Linked DNA regions of Mus musculus: region 2 is linked to region 1. A link is a contact called in ENCODE Hi-C or POLR2A ChIA-PET data. All regions are on one chromosome and are shown on one strand. The core of a region is the stretch at or near the end of the contact, and the rest is flanking DNA. Distances in the headings are between cores, read along the strand shown.

What was found. A loop is a pair of places that touch in the nucleus more often than their neighbours do. ChIA-PET counts read pairs that join two places held with the same protein, here RNA polymerase II (POLR2A).
Region 2: POLR2A ChIA-PET joins it to region 1 with 11 read pairs in embryonic stem cell. The contact joins the promoter of 4933423K11Rik here to the enhancer-like site in region 1. A Hi-C loop is called at or near these places in 1 of 37 maps with a recorded cell type or tissue (v-Abl transformed pro-B cells). POLR2A ChIA-PET finds 5 or more read pairs at or near these places in 2 of 5 experiments (both embryonic stem cell).

Annotation. Positions count from the first base shown.
Region 1 is chr6:85,153,602-85,156,301 of GRCm38, forward strand. It overlaps the pseudogene Spr-ps1. Among named protein-coding and RNA genes, the nearest start is that of Gm33200, 11 kb to the right of the region's middle. Within about 2 kb of position 1,315, at least 1 of the 3 ENCODE cell types and tissues checked has a DNase peak (open chromatin) inside an H3K27ac peak, as active enhancers do.
Region 2 is chr6:85,373,520-85,376,219 of GRCm38, forward strand. 4933423K11Rik (a long non-coding RNA gene) reads left to right here and starts at 1,335. Exons shown (of 4, transcript XR_869208.2): 1 at 1,335-1,703. It overlaps Rab11fip5 (RAB11 family interacting protein 5 (class I)), which reads right to left and starts at 1,115. Exons shown (of 6, transcript NM_001003955.2): 1 at 579-1,115. The coding sequence starts at 1,009.

The sequences.
Region 1 (2,700 bases), core at 65-2,564:
CAGATGCTGAACACCTGGACTTTTAGACACAGGCATCCGAAAGGCCATTGAACTTGAAATGCACCTGGCACACGCCTTTAACCAGGAGGAAGAGGAGGGGATGGGTCTTAGTGAGTTCTGGGCCAGCCTGGTCTACAGAGTGAGTTACAGGATAGTCAGAGCTCAATATAGAAACACTGTCTCAAAAAAAAAACATGAAAAAAGGGAAGTGTATATGTCTCCATCTTCAAGTGCTGAGTCTTCTCTGCACTCTGGGGAATAAACTCAGATCTCACATGGGAAGCAGGCACTGTAAGCACAGAAAAGGTCATTATGCCAGCCTTCTTGTGCTTCTAAATCTCTCCCACTCTTGACTTGCAGCCCAGCCAACTCTCATTGAGGACCCGAGGACCAGGAACAGCAAGGTGTCTATGCGACTTCTTCCAGGGACCTTTCCCTGGGCAGCCCAAGTATGAATGGTATTTTGTTCCTTTATTATGGCGTGCATAGAAAAAAGGAAGGACAGGGTGTTGCTACAGAGCGGCCAGAAGGGGGCAGGATAACATCAGTTTATAACTACTGCAGAGCCAAAAGATTGGAACTTGAGAGGGGTGCCCTCTGATGGTTGGCTTCCCAGTCCGCCCTAGCTAAGAACTGCCTAGTCCTACCACTTGAACTTTCTGAAACAAAGAGGAGCTAGCCGCTAGCCTGCTTGCCTGTAATTCCGATGGACTCTAGCTCACCTCAGACTAAAAATGGATCAAAGCAATCTCTATGTCTTTCTCTCCTGTCCTCCTCAGACATCTCCAGAGAGCTGGGATATTTTTCTTTCCCATTTGAGATTATGAAGTTGTTTCTAGAGTGCATGACACAGGTTGAAGGATAAGTACACAGGTCCCAAGGAACCAAGCGTTTTCACTGACAGTGATGAGTCTTGTTCGTGAGATTGTTGTGATTCTCAGCCTTTCTCTTCCCCTGTGTGTGCTCTTCATTTTCTGGTTCTGTCTGCCTAGCACCTCCTGGGGAAGCTGCTGTGCTTTTCCAGAGAAGGCTTCTGTTAATCAGAGTGCAAAGGGACCACAAGCTCTACGCAGGCAAGGACTTCATCCAAGACTGTCACTGGTCTCTAACTGGTATGTCCTGTATGGATAAAGACAAACCAACCCTGGAGGGGGAAGCTGATCCTGGAACAGGGTGGAAATTGAGAAAGGGGCTGAACTTATGGGAGTGGCGTTCAAGGGGAACTTAGAAGCACTAGGAAGGGGACTGGGATTTCCTGCTGAGCCATGGCTCCCTGGCTATTCGTCACTTTTTTCACCCAAACACGAGTGGATGCTGGCCTGAACTTCCACTGTCCAAAGCCAAGGATAGGCTCCGCCCCACGCTGGTTAGGTAGCAGCCCATGAAGTTGAGCTCCAGACAAAGAGTGTGGCAGGCTGGGAAGCGCTGTGTGCGTGCTGACCGGGGCCTCCTGGGGCTTTTGTCCCGCCCTGGCCCCGCAGCTAGCCCGGTTGCAGTTACCGGGTTCGGTGATGCTCCTAAACGCACGCTGTGAGTTCGTGCTGTGGCAACTGAAGGAGGAGCTGGGCTCGCAGCAGCCGGGCCTGCACCCGCTCCACACACCACTCTGGCAGCTGCGGGCACCGAGGCCGGCATGCAGCGGTTGCCTCTGAGCGCGATGCTGAGCTCCCGAGGCCCGAGGGGCTGCAGCGCCTGCTGCTCATCAACAACGCAGGTGAGACTCCGGTCCAGACCCCGGCTGCGAGCTCTCACCTCATCGCCTTTTGGGTAAGAGGAGGGCAAGTTCGCAAAAGTCCAAAGTCCAAGAGGGTGTACCAGTGTCACTGATGAGTGACAGTGCCTCCTGGCGGGTGTGTGAGTCAAGACTTTTTGAACAAATCTCTCTGCTTTACTAAAGAGCATTCAGGAGTAGTCTTAGCTTGCATTAGGGGTGTCTGCAGAGCTGGGGCAGAGGGATAGCAAACGCCTATGGGGAGGAACTGAGGAAGGCTGAGGAAGAAGAGCGCCCCAGTTGTGCCATTTCTTTGGTCCTGTTTTTTTTTTGTTGTTGTTGTTTGTTTTTGTTTTTGTTTTTCAGCCACTCTTGGGGATGTTTCCAAAGGCTTCCTCAACGTGAATGACCTAGCTGAGGTGAACAACTACTGGGCTCTGAACCTGACCTCCATGTTCTGTTTGACCTCCGGCACCTTGAATGCCTTCCGGGATAGCCCTGGCCTGAGCAAGACTGTGGTTAACATCTCATCTCTGTGTGCCCTGCAGCCCTACAAGGGCTGGGGTCTGTACTGTGCGGGGAAGGCTGCCCGAGACATGCTCTACCAGGTCCTGGCTGCTGAGGAACTGAGTGTGCGGGTGCTGAGCTATGCTCCAGGTAGGTGGGTGCTCCTGACAGTGCTGTCCCTAGACTTAGCTGGTACCTTTCTGCCACACCACCTCCAATAGGATCTGTGTGACAAGTGCCACAGAGTGAGGAGATTGACCTCAAAATGGGGAGGCCTCCTGGAAGCCATTATGGAACTCTTTGCCGGAGAAAAAATTATTGAGCTGTAGTTCTCATGGTGATCTATCTGTTTTGTTTTTTCTTATTCCTTTTCTTATTTACATGTTCTGATAGCCTAGACCAAGATCTTAAGTGAGAATAATGGGTCAGAAACCATCCCTAGAGATAAGGTCACTACAGGACCTTATCCCCAGGGAAGCCAA
Region 2 (2,700 bases), core at 85-2,584, 220 kb after region 1:
CCAAGCTGATTCAAATGTACCCTTCTTTACTCCGAGGTGGGCCAATGCTCTCAGTCCTGGTACCCTAAGACAGAGTCACAGAGTACGTCTATACGGTGAGGTGTATCCCTGAACGTTCAAAGGCCAAGTGTCCTGTGTAACCCCTGGGAAGGCTGGGGTGTCTCCCTTCAATCTTGCCTTGGAAGATAACACCTCACCTTCCTGCTTCTACAAGGTGAGACTTCCTCTCCACTACCTACAGGCTAGTCACCTCTTTGAGGAAAAGAAGGCAGACCCTGAAGTCTTTAAATTTCCCTTCTTGAATTCCCACAGCCTCAGAATCCCATTCCGAACTTTCCTTGGCCATGTACTGCCAACGCTTGGTCACTACACCAACTCCATCAGGCCTTCCAGGCCCACCAGGCTGCTGGGGAGACAGTCAGGGGGAATTGGGGAGGGCAGAAGGCTGAATGAGAAGTAACAAACAGTATACGGGTTTGTGTCCTTGAGTGGGAGGACCGGGTCCAGACGTCCCAACCAGCCCCGCCCGGTTAGGCCTTCAACCGTTTTTGTCCCTGCTCCCAGCGCCCCAGACTCACTGCGTGTGCTGGGCGCGGCCTGCGCGGAAGACCTCGTCCAGAGCTACGGTTGCCCGGCCCAGAAACTTGTCCACGCCGATGAGTGAGCGATGCATGGTGGTGAGCACGAGCTCGCAGGCGGCGTTGGGGCCGGAGGCCCAGGGCGCAGGGCCCGCATCTGCCTCCTGTGCCCGCAGCAGGCCGTCCAGGGCTCCAGGCGGTAGCTCGAACGAACACTCTTCGCACCATTCCGGGCAGCCTTGCGTCTTCTCCACTACCGAGGTGCTGTACTTCTCTCGGCCCACCTGGATCACCGTGTACGCGTCGCTGGTGCTGCCGGCGCCCGAGCTCTTGCCCCTCAACCCGCTGGCCCGCAGCACGGTCACCTGGACATGCGTGGGCAGCCAGCGGGAGGATCCGGCCGCCGGCTCAGGGTCCCGCACCAGAGCCATGGCGGACCCTGGGACAGAGTGACAGACGTGGCAGCCGCGGGATGCTGTCAGGAGCCGGCTCCCCCGCGCCGCCTGCAGCGCACCGACCGCCGCAGCTGCGGGCTGGCCTGGGCCAAGCGGGCCGCCGCCTCCCCGCCGCCCCGCCTCCCGGGCGGCCGGCCGCCCCGCGACGTCACGCCCCGCCTAGGCCCAGGCCAGGCCCCGCCCCCAGTTCCACCAGCATATAGCTGCCTAAGAGCTAAAGAAACCCAGAGAGGGGCGCGGCCTCTGCAAAGATGTGGGCGGGGCTTTCTCACTGGCCCAGCCCCTCTGGGGGAACCTCAAGCTCCCGCTGCTCTTCTAAAAGGTGACCGGTGCAGAAGGGCGCGGCCTCTGCGTGTGTTGGGGGAGAGGATTGAGATCTGGCCATGCCTTAATCACGACCGGATTCGCTTGTGCACAGTGCGGAACTGCAAAGGAAGAAATGGAGGGGGCTAGGGACGAAGGCCGCTTGCAGCCTCTGCAGAGAGGTGGGCGTGGTTACCACCATGGCCCCGCCCCGTTTAGGCAGCGACTCCAAGCTAGAGAGCCGAACCTCTCTGCATAACTATCCACCGCGCTCTACCTGGACAGTGTCAGGGTTTTCTGCAAGCTCCTGTACTCCTGAAAGCCCTCGCTGCTTCGAAGATCCATTCTGCTCGGCGTGGATTTGAGGGTAGATAAGATGCCTACTCTAGAGACCCCCTAAATCGCACATGCGCTCCCATTTTCAACTCTCTACATATATGTGATGACCTAGAGCCGCCGCTGGGAAATCACTGGAGTGGGACTTAAAACAATCTTTTTCTGCTTTGATTTTTCCCCCACTCCCTTTTTTTTTTTTTTTTTTTTTTTTGGAAACGGAGTCTCTTCTGGCTCTCCTGGAACCTGCTATGTAGATTACGGCTCGAATTGTTAAATTCCTGCCTCCACTGAGTGCTGGGATTAAAGGCGTGCCCACTGGTTTTAAAACTTTTGTGTGGCCAGGTGTAGTAGTGCTCACCTTTAATCCCAGCACTTCCACTTGGGAGGCAGAGGAGGAAAGATCTTTTTGAGTTTGAGACCAGCCTGGTCTACATAGTGAGTTCCAGGCTAGCTAAAACATTAGCCTTATATACAAACAAGGCAAACAGGGCCTTGTTGGTAGTAGACAAGCATTCTACCACAGGACTAATCTTCCACCTCTAAATCCATTCATACTTGCCTACTGTGTGTTGTGTTCTGAGAACTGCCAGCACACTTGTTTCATTATTAAGATAATGGTTAATAATTATGGATGCTGAATTTCAGCAAGAGTCGGCCAACAACTGACTCATGAGCTTTCTGTGCATGACCTCACTCATTCTTCAGAGCCACCCTATATGTGAATTTGGTTTCCCAGAAGGCAGAATTATAGGTTAGATAAATTTACCTAAGATGCATAACAAAGAAGCTGTTGTAGCACAGCCTATAATCCCAGGACTCTGAAGGCAAATTCAAGGCCAGCCTGGGCTACATGGTGAGCCTTTACTTTTTTCTGTTAACTTTCAGAGCCTACCCTTAAATTAGATTTTTTTTTTCAATTTTCAAGACAGAGCCTCTCTGTGTAACCTTGGATGTTGTGGAACTCTCTTTGTAAATCAGGCTGGCCTTGAACTCACAGAGATCCACCTGCCTCTGCCTCCCAAGGGTTG